Regions from separate parts of the Homo sapiens genome. Here region 1 is linked to region 2. A link is an interaction called in ENCODE POLR2A ChIA-PET data of the cell type or tissue named here. Cell type or tissue: MCF 10A. All regions are shown on one strand. Each heading gives the region's core, and the rest is flanking DNA. Links, peaks and the distances in the headings are about the cores only. Region 1 overlaps JPT2 (Jupiter microtubule associated homolog 2). Region 2 overlaps MAPK8IP3 (mitogen-activated protein kinase 8 interacting protein 3).

What was found. Peaks named below come from ENCODE experiments on the same cell type or tissue, not always from the same donor. Only the 100,000 strongest peaks of a DNase experiment are listed, where the experiment ranks them.
Region 1: POLR2A ChIA-PET joins it to region 2 with 24 read pairs; 9 of 35 experiments call an interaction of 5 or more read pairs at or near these places.

The regions. Positions count from the first base shown.
Region 1 is chr16:1,687,856-1,697,559 of GRCh38, reverse strand. JPT2 (Jupiter microtubule associated homolog 2) reads right to left here. Exons shown (of 5, transcript NM_144570.3): 3 at 5,575-5,717. Among named protein-coding and RNA genes, the nearest start is that of MAPK8IP3, 13 kb to the left of the region's middle. RefSeq lists enhancers at 5,178-5,472, 7,042-7,738. In MCF 10A, for the core only: a CTCF peak has its summit at 5,981 (motif pointing left); DNase peaks (open chromatin) are centred at 5,419, 8,209 and 8,529.
Region 2 is chr16:1,742,248-1,751,951 of GRCh38, reverse strand. MAPK8IP3 (mitogen-activated protein kinase 8 interacting protein 3) reads right to left here. Exons shown (of 32, transcript NM_001318852.2): 5 at 8,476-8,620; 6 at 4,677-4,923; 7 at 3,606-3,708; 8 at 3,232-3,350. Among named protein-coding and RNA genes, the nearest start is that of MIR3177, 12 kb to the right of the region's middle. RefSeq lists a silencer at 824-1,036. In MCF 10A, for the core only: no CTCF peak of the experiment used is centred there; DNase peaks (open chromatin) are centred at 5,611, 6,231 and 8,011.

The DNA.
Region 1 (9,704 bases), core at 1,076-9,075, 55 kb after region 2:
ATTAATGATTCCTTAAATATCAAAGTCAATTTTTTTTTTTTTTTTGGAGACAAGAGTCTTGTTCAGTCATTCAGGCTAGAGTGCGGTGGCATGATCTTGGCTCACTGCAGCCTCTGCCTCCTGGGCTGAAGCGATCCTCACATCTCAGCCTCCCGAGTAGTGGGGACTACAGGCGTGAGCCACCACACCTGGCTAATTTTTCTATTTTTTGTAGAGACAGGGTTTTGCCACGTTGCCCAGCTCATCTCAAACTCCTGGACTCAAGTGATCTGCGTGCCTCAGCCTCCCAAAGTGCTGGGATTATAGGCGTGAGCCACTGTGCCCAGCCTCAAAGTCAAATTTTTAAATACTGGCATAATATTTCATCCATGCTGTAATATTTCATCCATAATAATTTCATCCATGCTGTAGCGTGTGTCAATGCTCCATTCCTTTCTATGGCTGAGTAATATTCCATTGTATGGACAGACCACATGTTGTTTACCCATTCATCTGTTGATGGACAAATGAGTCATTCCCGCCCTTGGGCTACTGTGAATAATCCTGGTGCAAGGATCTAGTGTTTGACTCCTTGTTTTCAAATCTTGTGAGTACGTACTTAAGAGTGGAATTATTCGGTCATATGGTAATCCTGTTTAACTCTGAGGAACTGGCAGTATCCACAGCCACTGCACCATCTTCCAATCCCACTAGCAATGCACGAGGGCTCCAGTTTCTCTGCATCCTCACCAACTCGTATTTTCCATTTTTACATCACACCATCCGAACAGGCATGCACTGGCATCTCACGGGTTTCTGATGTGCATGTCCCCAGTTATTAATAACACTGACCATCTTTTCGGGTGGTTTTTGGCTGCTTGTATCTCTTCTTTGGAGAAATGTATATTCAAGTCCACTACCATTTTTGAATTGGGTTTGTTATTTCGTTGTTGAGTTGTAGGCATTCTTTATGTATTCTGGATAGTAACTCCTTATCAGAAATGATTTGCAAATATTTCCTCCCATTCTGCGAGTTATCTTTTCACTTTTTTTTTTTTTTGACACGGAGTCTCACTCTGTTGCCCAGGCTGGAGTGCAGTGGCGCAATCTCGGCTCACTGCGCCCTTTGCCTTCTGGGTTCAAGCAATTCTCTTGCCTCAGCCTCCAGAGTAGCTGGGAGTACAGGCGCCCAGCTACTTTTTTTGTATTTTTAGTAGAGACGGGGTTTCACCATGTTAGCCAGGATGGTCTTGATCTGACCTCGTGATCCGCCTGCCTCAGCCTCCCAAATTGCTGGGATTACAGGTGTGAGCCACTGTGCCCAGGCTTTTTTGTTTGTTTTTTGTTTTTTTGAGACAGAGTCTCATTCTGTCACTCAGGTTGGAGTGCAATGGCGCAGTCTCAACTCATTGCAACCTCAGCCTCCCAGGTTCAGTTGATTCTTCTGCCTCAGTCTTCCGAGTACCTGGGATTACAGGCATCCACCATCATGCCCGGCTAGTTTTCGTATTTTTAGTAGACATGGGGTTTCACCATGTTGGCTAGGCTGGTCTCGAACTCTTGACCTCAGGTGATCTGCCCACCTCGGCCTCCCAAAGTGATGGGATTACAGGTGTTAGCCACTGTGCCTGGCCTGTTTTCATTCTTTATAGTGTCCTTTGATGCACAGAAGTTTATAACTTTAATGAAGACCTATTTATTTACTTATTTTTTCAGACAGTCTTGCTTGTTGCCCATGCTGGAGTGCAGTTGCATGATCTTAGCTCACTGCAACCTCTGCCTCCTGGGCTCAAGTGATCCTCCCAACTCAGCCTCCTGAACAGCTGGGACCACAGGTGTGCACCACCATGCCCGGGTAATTTTTTGTATTTTTGTGGAGAAGGGGTTTTGTCATGCTGCCCAGGCTGGTCTCAAAATCCTAGGCTCAAGCAATCTGCCTGCTTCAGCCTCCCAAAGTGCTGGGGTTATAGGCATGAGCCACTATGCCTAGGCTTTTTATAATTTTTTTGAGACAGGATCTCATTCTGTCACCCAGGCTGGAGTGCAAATGGCAAAATCACTGCTCTCTGCAGCCTTGAACAACTGGGCTCAAGCAATCTTCCCACCTCAGCCTCCCAGGTAACTAGGACCACAGGTGCACGCAACCATACGCAACTGATTTTTTTTTTTTTTTTTGGGACGGAGTTTCGCTCTTGTTGCCCAGGCTGGAGTGCAATAGCACGATCTCAGCTCACTGCAACCTCCACCTCCTGGGTTCAAGCGATTCTCCTGCCTCAGCCTCCCGAGTAGCTGAGATTACAAGCATGTGCCACCAGGCCCGGCTAATTTTATACTTTTAGTAGAGACGGGGTTTCTCCATGTTGGTCAGGCTGGTCTCGAACTCCCGGCCTCAGGTGATCCGCCTGCCTCGGCCTCCCAAGGTGCTGGGATTACAGGCATGAGCCACTGTACCCAGCCCCCAGCTAGTTAAAAAAAAGTTTTTTTAGAGTTGAGGTCTCTCTATGTTGTCCAGGCTGGTCTGGAACTCCTGGGCTCAAGTGATTCTCCCACCTTGGCCTTCCAAAGTACTGGGATTACAAGTGTGAGACACCATGCACGGCCCAATTTATTTTTAATTTTGTTGCCTCTGTTTTTGGTGTCATATCTAAACCTCCATTGCCAAATCCAGGGTCATGAAGATTTGTCCCTATATTTTCTTCTAAGAATTTTATAGTTTTTGCCCTTAACTTTAGGTCTTCGATCCATTTTGAGTTCATTCTTGTGTATGGTGTAAGAAAGAGTAAGCTTTTATCCTTCTGCATGTGCATATGCAATTGTACCAATGCCATTTGCTAAAGAGACTGTTCTTTCCCCACTGGATGATCTTGGCACCCTTGTGAAAAAAAAAAAAGCCCTTTGGAAGGCTTTATTTCTCAGTTCTCAACTTGACTCCACTGGTCAGTGTGTCTGTCTTCATGCCAGTGCCATGCTGTTTGGATTACCGTTGCTTTGCAGTAAGATTTGAGAGCAGGAAGTAAGAGCTCCAACATCTTTTTCAATTATTATTATTTTTGGATACTTGGGGTACCATGAAATTCCATATGAATTATAGGACTTTTTTCCCATTACAGAATAAAACACCATTAGGACTCTTATAGGGCTACATTCTTGTCTCTCTTTAATCCTCAGGACCTCCCTCTATTCTCGTCATGTTGTTTCCTATGTAAGCCATTGTTCTGAGCGCAGCTCTGTGGTGTTAATTAATATGTGGCTTGGTCTGATTTGAGCTTGATTTTTTTGACGAAACAGCGTCAATGGGGGCCCATGGTGGATTTCCATTCCCAGGCCCATAAGTGTTGGTTCTCTCTCATTTTGTGATGTTAACGGCCACTGATGAACATTTTCTCAGATCCACGATTTCAGTACAAGTTTATAAAACAGTGATATTCTAATTCCTTTATTCCTTCTTCACTTACATCCCAGAAACTTTTATAAAAGGGAACTTTCTTTCAACAGCTGCTATCCTAACACACACTTCATGCAGGAAATGCTGGCTAAATGCCCCCTTCTGTCATCTGCCCGCTTTCGCAGTGACGAGCCGGTCCTCCAGCATTCTCCCAAGGTCGTAAATTACATTACTTTTAGTATCAATAGGAAGCCGGGAATTCTGAACAGTTGGTGAATTTAAATCCACTGCAATTATTTCACTTTTTGATAATCAAATGGTCCCATCTCTGGCCCCATGGCTGCTCTTCACCTTGTTCCCCAAGTCCTCTGACACCACCCTAGCAGCCTGTAAGGGCTTCCTCATTTTCTGGCATTACGAGATATTCTACGCTTATTTTGTATATTCCCTGACCCTGACCTGGAATTAGTCATTTCTCTGGTGATGCTAGCGATGTCCAATGGTCCTGGACCAAAAGAACTTTATTAGAAAATCAAAGAAAGCTCTACTCTGTTTCCACTTGTTCTATGCCCAGTTGTACTGATGTCCTACAGTCCTCTACCTGATCTACGTTCACTGGAAAGTGTGAGTCTCAGCAGGAAGCACCTTGCTCTCGTGTCCGGCTAATTCGAGTGCTTTACGTAGTAGAGGAATTGCTGACTTTTGGGACATTTCTGGTCTTGCCAAAGTTCACCTTGTAGTAAAGCCCCCAAAGATACTTCCCAAATAGATGCTCTCTTGAAAATAACTCAGACAGCATGGCAGGGCACAGTGGCTCACATTTGTAATCCCAGCACTTTGGGAGGCTGAAGCGGGTGGATCACTGGAGGACAGGAGTTCAAGACCAGCCTGGCCAACATGGTGAAACCCTGTCTCTTCTAAAAATACAAAAATTAGCCGGACGTGGTGGTGCATGCATGTAACACTGGCTACTCGGGACGCTGAGGCAGAATTGCTTGAACCCAGGAGATAGTGGCTGCAGTGAGTTGAGATCGTGCCACTGCACTCCAGCCTGGGCAACAGAATGAGACTCTATTTCAAAGAAAAAACAAAATAAAACGAAAAAACACGACCAAACCTCAGCAGAGTCTAACAGGTCCTATATAAGACTCTATACACTGGAAAGAGATGTCGCTGCAGAGATGCCAGCACAAGAGAGATGTAGGGCAATCCAAACCAGGCTGGCCGCGATCAATGCCCTCATCCACTCATGTCCTCTCCTTTCTGTCTACATTTCCATTTTAATTCTGCAATGGGCCATCTTCCAGCATATAAACCAATAAACATGCAGCAGTTTTCTAGGCGTTAAGTAACTCCAGAAATGGTTAAGAATTTTCCACTTTAAGGAACCAGACCATATCTTTTAACCACAAAAAAGGTAGAAAAGTGAATAGATGAAAAAATATCGCTAATTATGTTAGTAATAAATCCTGGTCTTTCTTACTGATGAACGGTGGCTGCAGTAAACCCTAGAAATGTTCTGCCACCATTCAAACAAATGTCCAAGCTAGGGTAGTGCAGGCTCTGGTCCTCACGAAAGCCGAGACTGGCCTTAGGCAAGCCCTCCACCATAGCCCAGGGAGGCTGCAGCTCTGATCAATCCCTGCTAAGGCCATGCCCGAGGTCGCATCGTGTAGGCATTCCTCTCCTTTCCAGGCCACTTGTCTTATCCTACTGATGCCATTACTGGGTCAGAGGCGTCAGCTACGCTTCAGTCAAGTGCTGACAATCTCCACAGGTAACCAGCCGAGGACCTTGACTGTGCGGGGAAAAGCCCATCAGAAAAGAACTGTCACTTTTCCTCTGCAAGGTGAAACAGGAAGAGTGGAAGACGGACAAGGGCCCAGCTCGTCTGCGGCACGTTCCGCTCCCCACCGCTTCTCCGCGCCCCGCAGCACTGCAGTGAGGAGCCGCCACAGCCCGTCTGCAGTGGGCGTCCGCCACCAGCACAGAAGAGCTTCCCCCACGGCTTCAGTCAGCACAAGGCTGGACTGTTTCCTGGGTGACTCAGGGGAACTTCCAAACTCGATGACTAATGCTTGCATCCAGGATAATCTACGGCACCCACCATGATTCTCCCTAAAAACATGTCGCATCTGCCTTGGAGCCTTTTTGGAAAGAGCACCTGGCATACCCGCTGCTGCGCTGTCACGTCTGAATGCAGTCCATACCTTGGGTTTGTTTGGGTGTGCCAAGCGTGAAGTGGCAGTGACCGGAGACCCAAAAATGTCGCTGGTCTTCCCTCCAGGTGGGTTCAGGTGCTGTCGAGTCTGCACGGGGGTTGATTCGTCAAAGATACCACTTCCTTTACCCCCTGCAGAAACGATCACAGAACACTGAGCAACCAGACGTCCACCGGACCCCACCCCACCCCACCCCCGCAGTGCTTTGGAGACCTCCTCTCATAGGAACCCCGAGTGCCAGCCCTGAGCTCCAGGCCAACAGGGCAGGATGCTCAGACTGAAACCCCTGAAGATCCATGAAACCCCTGAAAACCATGGCTGGATCAGGGGCCTGCCTGCAGCCCTTATGTCTAGAACTGAGCTGATCTAGGCTGGCCTCTAGAGGTGAGATGGCATCAAACTGCAGATTTTCCCTCTAGAATTTCTTTAACCCTGAACATTTCATGCTTTCCTGTTGAAGTGTCTGCTCACAAAACCCATGAAAAGTTCTTCAGTAGATTAAAAATAAACAGCTAAATGTTTAAGTCACACAGATAAGAGTTCTGAATTTAATAACATGCCCTATTCAAGGGAAACCTGCCATCCTGAAAATATTTATTAGTCATTCTTCTGACCTCATTCTGGCTGGTACTTCCAGTGACTAGATATGTCAGCAAATTAGACACATGTAACATCTTTGTTGCCAACTATAAGTGACTTGATAAGCCATAATGAAAATGTGCGTCTAAGAGGTAACTTCCTAGTAGCAGGTGACTAAAGGCTAGATGCTCAGCATAAATGCCCGTGCCTAACATTCCACAGAAAGATGGCTACCCTGTGGGACCAACTGATCATCTCTTCACTCAGCAGACACCAAGCACCCACTTTTGACAAAGTGCTATGCTAAATGGAGGTTGGTGTCATTAAAATCATGGCCCTGGTGCACCAAGAACTTATAATCTAAGAGGAAAGAAGATGCATTCTGCTAACTTGCTGTGTGATCCTATGGAAGTTACTTGGCCTTTCTGTGTCCCACAGTCCTCATCTGTAGAATGGGGATAATAAAAGAACTCCCTCACAGGACTGGAAGAAAGCTCAGTGAGTTACTGTAGCTCATATGTCAAATGCTTACAACAGTGTCTGGGATGGAAATAAACATGTCAACTCTATTTTCTATGCAATGATAAAGAGGTATCTATACATATCATCCAGTGAAAACACAAGGGTGCAAACAATCCATATAGCATGCAGTGTTTTCATGTAAAAGGGGAAGTGTTCTTATTTGCTTTTATCTGAAGAAAAGCAGTTACCTGTGGGGGATGCCTACACGTGTGAAGAAACAGGACTGGGGAAATGCAGGGGCTCCACACTGCTTAACATGGTCTCCTTTTTTTGTTTACAGAGTTTTGATCTTTTGCATTTTCTGTTCTCGAAAAATTACATTTTGTAAATTGATTTATTTAACTTAAAGAGAGTTTATTCATGTGTAATGCTTGAGTATAGCCCACCTGGAAACACCAACTCCAAAGGAATGGAGTCAGTGTTCTGAAGTAGGGACATTAGGGTTTCATTTATATAGGCAGAGACAGAGGAGCTTTTAGCAGGACTACAAACTTTTCTCACACAAGGTTAGTGTACAGTTACAGCAATTTGGTTACAGGAAAAAACCACATATTCAACAGTTAATTCCTAGTGTTAACAATCCACACTGCTCCACAGAAGCAACCGGATGAAGAGCCCACGTGTGCTTGCGTGGAGATGAGGCTCGGCTGGGGGTCTGTGCACCTGCTCGTCTTCAGACCCGCTTGAGGGCCCCACTGCTGCGGCGGGGCCTAAAGCAGGGTGGCTTTCTGGGACACCAGTTCTAGGGGCCCAGAGTGCAGCGACAAGGAGGACTATAACAGAGCACAGCAAGTGGGGGGTCGGGCGGGCGTGTCTACCTTTTGCAGGTGGTAACAGAACACCTGGGGATATGCGGGACTCGCCCTGCAGAGAAATGTGTACATTTTTCACATGACTTCAGGGTGATAAACCTTCTGAACCTCAGCCATGGACCTCCCAGGGACCCACAGTCCCCAAGCTTGACACCCCTGGCCAGGGAGAGCAGCACAGCACGGTGGGGAGAGTGTCCTGTGGCCAGACTGCCTGGGTCAGGGAGTCTCTGCTCAGCTGCTCACTAACTGTGAGACCTTGGACAAGTTATGTCAACCTTCCTTCATATCCATCTTCTTAACTTTAAAAAGGTAACAAACAGTCCAAGTGCACTGGCTCACACCTGTAATCTTAGCACGGTGGGAGGCCAAGGTGGGAGGACTGCTTGAGTCCAGGAGTTCAATACTAGCGTGGGAAACAAGTGAGACCTTGTCTCTACAAAAATATTTTAAAATTAGCCTCTGGTCCCGCTCCTCAGAAGGTTGAGGTGAGAGGACTGCCTGAGCTCAGAAGTTGGAGGCGGTGAGCTGTGATGGTGCCACTGCACTGTAGCCTGGGTGACAGACTAAGATCCTGTCTCAAAAAACCAACAAAACAAAAAAAAGGTAATAAATAATCATACCTACCTAGGGTCACTGGTGAGGCTAAACAAGTTAACTCAGGTGACGTGGTTAGAATAGTCCTGGCCTGCTGAGTAAGCCCTCAGCAATGCTGCAGGGCTGTGTCAACAAGCACGTCAGGACCACGGGGCGGATAAAACTGTGTGTGCAACCCCCAGCCCCCACTGCAATGTTCCTGGCTGTGCTATAACGGCTGACTTTTTTTTTTTTTAATGTGACTCCAGCTTTTTAAAATAGAAGATAAAAGTAACTCAATTTGAAGTTTTTGGCCAAAGACATCACTCATTTTTAAAAAATAGTTAAACTGTGAAACATAACAGAAAAGTCTGTAAGACATTAACTATCACAAATAACTACAAGGCAGACACCAGGTAACCACTGCCAAAGTCATCGAGAACAGTGCCCGTTCCCAGAAACTCCTGTGTTCCTTCACTCTCACCCAAGGTTACCACACTCCTGAATTTTTTGGAAACCACAAACATTTTTACCACGTATACGTGCAATAGGTACTAAACAATGTACCTCTGCTTTTAACCTTCATAACTAGGTAGTCATACCACATATGTCTATTACCATTTTACTTGAAAAATAAATTCAGCTTTGAAGCAAGAAAACATGCTTAAATTCACTAATAATTGAAGATAAACTCGAGAGATGTTTTTTCCTCCTGCTAGATTTTTGATTTCCAAGGGCTCTGTGTTATTTTGTTTTTAAAAATATCATTTATTTATTTGGGAGATTGGGCCTCGCTATGTTGCCCAAGCCAGTTTCAAACTCCTGGGCTCAGGCAATCCTCCCACCTCGGCCTCCCAAAATGCTGGGATTACAGGCGTGAGCCACCGCACCTGGCCTACAAGATTTGTTTTTAAAAGCAAAACTAAAAGATAAATACTGCTGGTGCAAATAAGCACATACACAAGAATGGTAAACACCAGGCAATGCCCTGAAAAACCGGTTGGAACTATCTATCCATATTTTAAACTCATATATCATCTGATCTACCAATTCCATTTTGAGAAATTTATCCCAGTGGATACATTCAGGAAGTCAGTTTAAGGCATGGAATCTGGAGTCAGAAAAACCTCAATTCAAAGGCTAGCTCTGCCACCGACTAGCACTGCTACCGGCTAGGTCTGCTACCGACTAGCTCTGCTACGGACTAGTTCTGCTACCGACTAGCTCTGCTACTGACTAGCTTGGGATTTATGCATGCCAGTGACCTTTTCCAAGCCTGTTTCCTCCTCTGTGAAAGGAGCAAAACAACCTACTCCTAGTTATAGCGAACACCAAATGAAAAATACACATGCAAAGCACTTAGCACAGTCCCCGGTAAATATTAACAATTCATAGACGTTGGTCATCATTGCTAGAAGAGGAAGAACAATTCATGGAACATCTAAACCAGGTGACTAACAAAGAACACAGAGACTACTGAAGATTCACTGAAACACTGAATGGGAATTGATAAACATTCGATGGCTATGATGTGGTCGGTCACACACACTCTCGGCCTCTGCATACTTTTCTCAATCAAGCCCTGCAACTAGAGGGCTGTGGGGCTAGGTCTGTGTGACTAAGTGTAGAAAG
Region 2 (9,704 bases), core at 662-8,661:
GCCCATTAGGGCAAACAGGTGAGCACAACGTGGTCTGTCCATGCAACGGGCACTACTCAGCAGTGAAAAGCCAGGAGGCACTGACACGCTGCAGCTGGGATGGACCTTGAAGATGTGATGCAACGTTAAAGAAGCCAGGCAGAAAAGGCCCATTGCTGTGAAACGTCTGGAACAGGCAAATCTACAGAGACAGAGCATGGATTTGTGGTTGCCTGGGGCTGGGGACGAGGGGCAGACAAAGCGACTGCTCATGGGCACGGGGTTTCCTTTTGGGGGTGAAGACGATGTGACTGTCAACACCGAGCATGCTAAGACCCACTGGACTGTACACCGTAAGTGAATGAATTACACAGTGTGGAAATCACATCTCAATAGAGCTACTGAACAGCACAGACCTTGCTCAGAGTTAGGGCTGCTGTTCTGGGTGGGACCTGCGTTCAAGTCCGAGCTCTCACCGTCATCTCACCCTCCCTGACCTCAGTTTTTTTTTTGAGACAGAGTCCCTCTCCCTGTCACCCAGGCTGGAGTGCAATGGTGCGATCTCAGCTCACTGCAATCTCCGCTTCCTGGGTTCAAACAATTCTTCTGCCTCAGTCTCCCGAGTAGCTGGGATTACAGGTGCCCGCCACCAGGCCCAGCTAATTTCTTTTTGTATTTTTAGTAGAGATGGGTTTCACCATGTTGGCCAGGCTGGTCTCAAACTCCTGACTTCAAGCAATCCACCCGCCTCGGCCTCCCAAAGTGCTGGGATTACGGGCATGAGCCACTGTGCCCGGCCTCAGTTTCTTCATCTATAAATGGGGACACTGGCAGGAGGGCGGCTTGATGCTGCAGTAAGGACCGACGGTGGCCGTGCCCGTCAGTGCTGCCACCCACGGAAATGACACCGCCCACAATGAGAAGGGCAGCTGCGACCTGACACTGTGTGTTCTGCGTACACATGTGTCATACCTCTGTGGGCCATGGGCCATGGTGTCTGGTAGGTGTCACCAAGACATTAAAACAATCGGCCAGGAGTGGTGGCTCACGCCTGTAATCCCAGCACTCTGGGAGGCCGAGGCGGGTGGATCACAAGGTCAGGAGATCAAAACCAGCCTGACCAACACTGTGAAACCCCATCTCTACTAAAAATACAAAAATTACCTGGGCATGGTGGTGCATGCCTGTAATCACAGCTACTCACGAGGCTGAGGCAGGAGAATTGCTTCAACCCGGGAAGGCAGAGGTTGCAGTGAGCCGAGATCGCACCACTGCACTCCAGCCTGGCCCACAAAGTGGGACTCCGTCTCAAAAAAAAAAAAAATCATTATAGCATGGTGGGGAGGTTCCCTCTGGTTTTTACTCTCTTCTTGGCATTTGCTGATATTATTTAAATATTATTATAAGCATATATAATTTTTTCAAAAAATAAAAAAAATAGCTAAAAAATATACATTATCGGCCGGGCATGGTGGCTCACACTTGTAATCCCAGTACTTTGGGAGCCTGAGGCGGGTGGATCACCGGAGGTCAGGAGTTCAAGACCAGCCTGGCAAATATTGTGAAACCCCGTCTGCACTAAAAATACAAAAATTAGCCGGGCGTGGTGGCGCGTGCCTCTAATTCCAGCTACTTGGGAGGCGGAGACAGGAGAATTGCTTGAACCTGGGAGGCGGAGGTTGCAGTGAGCCAAGATGGCGCCACTGCATTCCAGCCTGGCGACAGAGCGGGACTTTGTCTAAGAAATAAATAAATAAATAAATAAATAAACATTATCTGAATTATGTAGAGTGGAAGGATAGCAAAATATTAAAAGAGATTACCCCTATTTAGCAGGATTTTTCTGAAGATTAATCTCCTTTGGATTTTTTATATATATTTTTGCAACACATGAGAAAAGTTCCACAGAAAATTCACAGCACCAAAGTGCGCCCTCACCGCCGTCCTGATCTCGGGGAGCATTCCATCTTTCACCACCAAGTACAGTGTGTCCAACACTACTGAACTGAACACTTCAACTCGGTTAACATGGTGAATATTATGTTACTCATACATGGCCTCTACTGGGGCACTTTCTGACTCAAGCCAGGATGAGACAGGCCTCCCTGTCAGGGTGAGGCCCTGCTGGTGCTCAGCACCCCACATTACTCTGCTCCCTGGAGGTCCCCCTGCCCCAGATAAGACAATCAGCTCAGGAGTACACCAGGAGGCAGCCTGGGATCCAGGAGCTTCTCACCCTGCGGGCTGGGGGAAGCAAGGCCATGGCGAAAGGCTCGGACCCTGACGCGTGCAAGGGGACAGACTGCGCTGTCCTACTGCCCGCCTGTCATGCCTGAAAGCCTGGGGCTCAGAGCCACATGGCCAGTGCTCAGCTGCCAGCAGATGCCATGAGCACAGGAGACTCCACGTGCTGACAGGAAGCAGGTCCTGATGTTTGCAGCCGCCACAGACCTAGGCACAGGGGTCCGGTGTAGACCTGTGGCGCTGAGGTGAAGCCAGGGCTGTCTGCGGAGGAGTGGGCAAGTGGGCACCCTCCCAACCTCCTCCAAAGTCAATGGTCCTAGGGTGTGCGGCGAGGCTAATGGGCACAGAGCAGAGAAGCGGGCACCCTCCCAACCTCCTGGAGAGTTGGCAGCCCTGAGGGTGTGTGCAGAAGATGGGGCGAGGCTAACAGGCATGGATTTCTTTTAGGGATGGCGGAACATTCTAAACTGAGATCATGGGGGTGGCTGCCCCACCTGTGAGTACGCTGTAACCCACCGCACCGTGCACTCGAAGCGGGTGAATTTTATGATACAGTCGACCCTCAATACCCACGAGTTCTGCATGTGTGGATTCAACCAGCCTCACAGAAAATGTACAGGCCTGTGGTGGCCGTGTCTGTACTGACGTGTACACTTTTTTCCTGTCATTATTCCCTAAACGACACAGCATAACAGCAACTACTTACACAGCATCTACAACATAACCTAGAGGTGATTTAGAGTACACGGGAGGGTGCAAACACTACACCACTTCAGAGCAGGGACTTGAGAAGCCTCAGATTTTGGCATCCTTGGGGCAGTCCAGAAACCAATCCCCTGTGGAGATGGAGGGACAATTCCATGTGAAACGCAACTCAACAAAGCTGGAAAAAAAAAGGTTCCTAGCTCACAGCTGACAGAGGACTTTCCTTTCATTACAAACAAAACCAACAGCAGAAAGCCCCAGCATTGTGCAGGCACAGCGGTGCGGGGGAAGGCTTGCGCTTACCTAGGAGGTCGGCCCCTTCGTCCACATCCCCGATGACCTCAGACCCTGCCGTCGACAGCTCATGGTACAGGGAGTCGGTGTTGATGCCGAAAGCTTTGTTCACGATGCCCTGGGTTGGGCTGTTGGGATCCACAGGTCGGGAGAGAGAGCAGAGTCAGTGGGCAGCCCGGAGTGGCTGCGTCTGCAGACTCTTCCAACACCTCCCACCGTGGCCATTCAATGCCCACACTGCCCTGCAGGCCGGTCGTGGATGGAGGCGGTAGGCCACAGCCTTGATGGTTCTCCCAGTGGTGGCAGAGGAAGACTTCACCAAAGACACCGACTTGGATAAATACTGAGCCCCCAGGACCCCAGGGCCTGGGCTGAGCCAGTACCTGCTTCCTGTGCGGTCCAGGCGGGTCTCTGGACACATGTCCAGCTCTGGCGTGGAGTCAATAATGTCTTGAACATCAGACCACTCGTCACTGCTGCCCATGCCTAGGGGAGAGCACAGGGGCACCTGGGGTCAGGAGAGGGTCTGGCAGCCTCTGCCCTGCTCACGGCTGCCCTCGGAACCTGAGTCTGGTGGGCTGGAGCTGGACCACCTGCTAGGTGGGGATGATCAGAAAACAGCTCTTCCCAGGCTGACTGGGCAGAGGTCGAACCCCAGCACAGTAGACGTCTGAGGCGGGGCCTGGAGCGGGGTGGGTTGCAGCAGCCTCTCTGCATGGGAGTGTCAGCAGTAAGCCCAGTCCCCAGAGATCCCACGTCCAAGCAAGCCAGTGGCTGGACCTCCTCTCGGCCCTCATTCCCCTCTTCTCTTTCCCTCACTGGCCTGTGTGCCGTGGGGCAACGCAGGTTACTGGTTAGTGGGGCTGTGTGCCATGGGGTGACGTAGGCTACTGGTTAGTGGGACTGTGTGCCGTGGGGCGATGCAGGTTACTGGTTAGTGGGGCTGTGTGCCGTGGGGCGATGCAGGTTACTGGTTAGTGGGGCTGTGTGCCGTGGGGCGATGCAGGTTACTGGTTAGTGGGGCTGTGTGCCGTGGGGTGACGCAGGCTACTGCCTTAGTTGTGTCTCCCCAAATCCATATGTTAATAGATACCCCCTAGCATGACTGTATTTGGAGGCTGGGCCTTTCAAGAGGTGATTATGGTAAAATGAGGTCACGTGGTGGCTCTAATCCAATGGGGCTATGTCCTTGTAGGAGCTGGAGATGAGGACACAGACACACCCAGGGGATGCCTGTTGAGGACACAGGGAGAAGGTGGTGTCTACAAGCCAAGGAGTGGCCGCAGGAGGAACCTACCCTGCCAGCGCCTTGATCTTGGACCCCAGCCTCCGGGCTGTGAGGAACACGTCTCTGCTGCCTGCACTGCCCGCCTGGTGCATTAGTTTCACATCTACCCAAACCAAGCCCTGCCTCCTGCCCGAGGGAGCCCAGAGTCCCGGAGGTGGGCACCCACCTATACTGACGTTGCGCATCTCCTGGGTGACCTGTACTTCCATGTTGCGGCTGTCGCGCTTCTCCCGGGCACGCTTGCTGTTCTTGGAGCCCACGCCATAGTCCCCCAGGGGCTGCAGGCTCTCGTTGAGGGGTGTGACGGCGGCCGAGGGCACGGAGGATGTGGGCGTGTTGGACTTGGTGCCTGTGGTGCTGGGTGTGGCGGCCGCCGAGGACTGGCCTGACTCGGACATTTCATCCTGTGGACACTAAGGCCAAACACAGGGAGGAGGGAGAGCGAGTCACTGCAGGTCCCTGGCCTGCGGCTCCGCCGTGGCTGCCTGAGGCCCCGCGCACCAATGCTTTGCACTTTGCCTCGCCCGACACCCTGCGGGCCAGAGCTCCTCTGCCGCCCACCGGGCTAACCCTTCCGGGCCTCACCACTCCCGAGTGGCTCTGCTTATCCGGCCACTGACTCCGGCTCCTCGGAAGCAGGGCCACCCTCCTGAAATGGCTTGGAACGGGGCTTTCCACTGGTGCCCTCCCCAGACGATTGCTTGTAATGGGCCAGTGCCTCGCCAGGGACACAGCGGCAGCCCCCTGTAGCTTGTGGCTGTTCAGAAACAAGTCCAGCCCAGGTAGGGCAGAGGGCTCTGACTGGGGACCCAAGAAGGGCTGGCTGTGCCGCCACCGCTGCCCCGTCACCATCACTGTGCTGAAGAGCTCGAGGCTGGGCCCACCCGCGCCTGCCCCACGTTCCTCCCCGGGCTCAGGTCAGGGCCAGGGAGTGACCAGAAGGTGCTGACCCTGTGGCTTGACTGGACCAGAGCTCACCCCTGAACATGAGCAAGCGCAAAGAAACCACAATCCCTGCTCACAGAAAGGGACGCCACCAAGACATTCTGGAGGGTGGGGGCAGCCCGGATTACGAGAAACCGCAACCAGCCGTCTACCTCAGGAAGCTCGCTAGGGAGGAGCGCATTCTATGTGACTAATGCGGAATGCGAAACAAACATTCTTTCCAATGGTCTTTCCTAACAAAGATACTGAACCAGCTGGAGAAAAAGAGCCCCAAACGTTCTCGTCTTAGCTGACCTGATCACCCGCTATGGCAGAGCTTGCCCGTGGCCCCCGGCCCTCCTTGAGGTGTGGGAAAGTGCAAGGCCTCAGAGGCACCCAGGTGGCTCCTGTGCCTGTCCCAGGCAGCCGCTGGGTGGGTTCCCGTGGTCTCTCAGAGGGCGCACCGTGGGGGACTCTAATGCTAAGGATCTCACCCAGGGAGGAGCTGTCGAGGGGGTATCCAGCCCTCTCCACAGCTGACTTATACTGGCCTTTAAGTGACCAGGGCAGACGGGACTTCCAGAAGTCATGGCCAGTGCTGACCTCTGCCTCTGCCCAGCCTCTCTGGTCACCGCCAGACTCAGGGCACGGGGCCTCTCAGTACCGGACACGGCCACTCACTCAGAGGACACATTTCTGCTTCATCTACCAGGCTCCTAAGTTTCTCTAGAAGGAATCTCAAAATGACACACCTTCCTCTATAGTAGCTATTCTCAGTTGGGCTGACTGCCCCGAGGGGATGCTTGCAAAGTCCAGAGACATTTTTGTGGTCACAAATGAAGGGGGTGCTCCTGGCTTTCGTGGGTGGAAGCCAGGGATGCTGCTCCACACCCACCGCGTCCCAGCGGCCCAGGCCATGCATGTCCAGCCCCAAAAGATGAGCAGTGCCGAGGGAGAGCCCTCACACGGGCGCAGCCCGCCTCCCGGAGTGGCTTTGTAGAAATGTCTGAGACGGCCTGTGGCTCTGCAGCTATGCCCAGTTTGAAAGGAAAACCCTTGCTCTTCATGTCACTCCCCACGCTGGAGGAAGCGAGTACCGCTCATGCAAGAAGTCTGTGCTGACGTTCTCAAAGAACCTGTCTACCCAATGTGTCACAGGCACCTGGTGTCTCACCGACTCTGCCACCACCCGGCAGAGAGAAAACAGGGAACCCCATGTGGCCAGGCAGGGTGTAGCTGTGCACATCAGACAAACGCTTCTGGGCCACCTTCCTCCACGCTGGGTCCCCGGCCTGCTCCTGACCCTCATGGTGGCTGCGGGGAATTCTGCAGTCTGATTGCGCCTCCCCTAGCTCTCCGTCACCCTACAGGGCCACCACTTACCCATGGGACACTCCCCCTGGCCACAACTTACCTAAAGGCAAACCTCTCAACCTCCTAAACATCAACGTGTAGCAGTGACCTCCAAATGCACTGAAAGAACCCAAACTCTTAGCGGTCATTCCTCACCATGAGTAGCCACAACTGTTTGGTTAAAACACTGAAAATACAGTACATAAAAACAAAAACAAAACAAAACAAAAAACAACAAAAAAATTAAGAAATTAGAAAAACTTCAAAACCTAGAGCATAAAATAAAAAGAACTTAAATGTAATAATTTAAAATAAAGAAAAATCAAATAAAACACTCCTATGAACGAAAACATAAAACGCTACAATTTATGAAGAGAGCGACGATGTCAGACAACGCAGGAGGTGAAAGGAAAGACATCATGAGAAGAAGAGCGGGCCCAGAGCGGGCGCGAGAGGCAGCCCGGAGGCCAGAGAGCGTCAAGCAAGGGCTCCCCCCGGCTGAGGCTGACGTGTCTTCAGATGCCTATGGGCAGGTCCCAGCTCCAGGCCCGGGAAGCGTGAGCCAGAGACAGTGAGAGGAGGTGGGCCCAGGTGGCAGGGCTGGGCCCAGAAGGCCCGGGGAGCCCGCAGCCCCGCCACCCTCTCTCCAGCCCTGAGCACAGGGAGGACAGGAGAGCGTTCCAGATGCCATGAGGGAGCTCGCTCCCAGAGCAGCGCAGCAGCAGGTGGGCTGACGGAGCAGGAGCCTGCAGCAGCCCCCACAGGCACGATGGACACTTAGAGGTGGAAGGACAGTCGGCAAAGCATGCAGCAGGAAGTAAGCTTCTGGAGAAGTCCCAGGCCCCACATCCACCAGCCCAACCCAGCCCACAGGCCCCAAGGGCTCTGCCTCTGTGGACATCCTCTGACGGCCCCTGTGGGAAATCCACCAGACCCGGGGTCACCTCTTCTTCCCAGGAAGGTGGCTGTCCTTACCTGGCACTGAGGCCAGTGAGCTCACAGGCCAAAACTGGCAGCAAGCGACCTGGGGCCCTGAAGGAGTGGCCTGGCTCTGGGCCCCTGTGCTCTGAGGTGCACTCACCGGCTGGCTGTGAGAACCTGCTGGGGCCCCCGCACTCTGGCTGTGAGTACCTGCTGGGGCGAGGCTCTGCTTTCTCAAACTCAGGACCCAGGAGGCGTTACCAGGGACAGGCAGGGAGGGGCCCAGAGAAGAGGAGCTTTCTCCTCACCTTTCTGCCAACGGAGGGCAAACCCCACACTCTAGACACTGACGTTCCTCCGAGAGTAGAGGCGTGGCTCTCAGGGGCAGGATGTGTCTGGCTGGAGCCCGGGTGAGCATGAGGCTTTATGTGGGGGTGTGGTTTGAGAGAGGATCACTAAGCTCAACCCTGACAGGCACTGTACACCCCTGGCTACAGAGCGGTCTATCCAAGGGCAGGGAGGTCTAGCCTGGACTAGCAGGTGCCGACACGAGGCCGCGTGGAACAGCCACAGCCACACAGGGCCTGCTGGGCAGCCTGAGCCCCTGACACCCTGGCTGGGTTTCTCCATCCTGCCACACACGAAGGGAGAGGGCGAGTGGCCCAGAGAGCCGTGAAGGGCTGCCTGCAGACGAGGCTCCCGCCCCAGTGAACGGGGAACACCAGCAACAGGGAGGAGCCTCTCACTCCACGGCACGGCTACAAAACCTGGTAGCTGGAGCTGGACTGCAGCTGGCCGAGGTCACTCAGGTGCCAGTGGTCCCCCGCAGGCACGAGCTTGCCCCCGATCTGTGCACGTACCGTGCCGTCAGCCAGGGGGAACACGTTCAGGGAGGTGGGGCGCTCCTTCCTGCTGAAATGGGGGGCGAGAGGAGAGGAAGCGATGGTTAGAGGGTGGCCGTGAAGATTTCCCAAGCCCTCCCAGGGCAAGCAGACCTCGAGTGATGGGGCCGCTCCATGCCAGCCAGCAGCCCAGCTCGAGCAGCTACTCAGTTATGATCCTACGTGGCGCTTCCCCTCCCATGATGCTGCAGTTTCTCATTTTTATTAAGTTCAATTTTATTTTATTTTATTTTATTTTATTTTTTTTGAGGCGGAGTCTCGCTCTGTCACCCAGGCTGGAGTGCAGTGGCACGAACTTGGCTCACTGCAAGTTCCACCTCCCAGGTTCACGCCATTCTCCTGCCTCAGCCTCCCACGCCTGGCTAATTTTTTTTTGTATTTTTAGTAGAGACGGGGTTTCACCGTGTTAGCCAGGATGGTCTCGATCTCCTGACCTGATGATCCGCCTGCCTCGGCCTCCCACAGTGCTGGGATTACAGGCGTGAGCCACCGCGCCCGGCCTAAGTTCAATTTTAAACAGACACAAGCCGGGTGTGCTTTAGACACCCCACAGCAGAGCCAGCCACGGGACTTGGCATCACGGTCAGCGCTGCACGGCCACCATGAGCAATGCCTTTTAGGACCATTGTCTTATGTGTGCCCAGCCCTGCCTCCCTGTGGTGTTACTGCCAGCCCTGCCTGTTCCCCTGGCGCCAGCAGAGGGAATCCAGCCTTCCTGCCCCTGTGCCTTGTTCCTTGGCCCCTCCTGCCCATCCTCATTACTCCTGTTCATGAGGCTGCCTCACTGCAAAATATCTGAACACGACACATCCAGAGTAAGGACTGACCCCGTCTCATCTGCTGCAGCCGGAGCCTGAGCCTGAGGGGCGTCTTCTCCCTCCCCACGTGTCCTCTCTGCTGTCAGGGAGCCCCGAACCTGAAGACGGACCCTGGGACAGCCTGGCCTCGGACAGCCTGGCAAGACAGTGGGAGCGCCTGGGAGCTGGAGCTGTCAGGACAGTGCTCAGTGCCCCCTGCTGTGGGCTCAGTCCCTAGGGATGACCTCCTGTGGGCCATAAGCAAGAGCAGGGATGGAGCCCAAGGTCTCCCTTTAC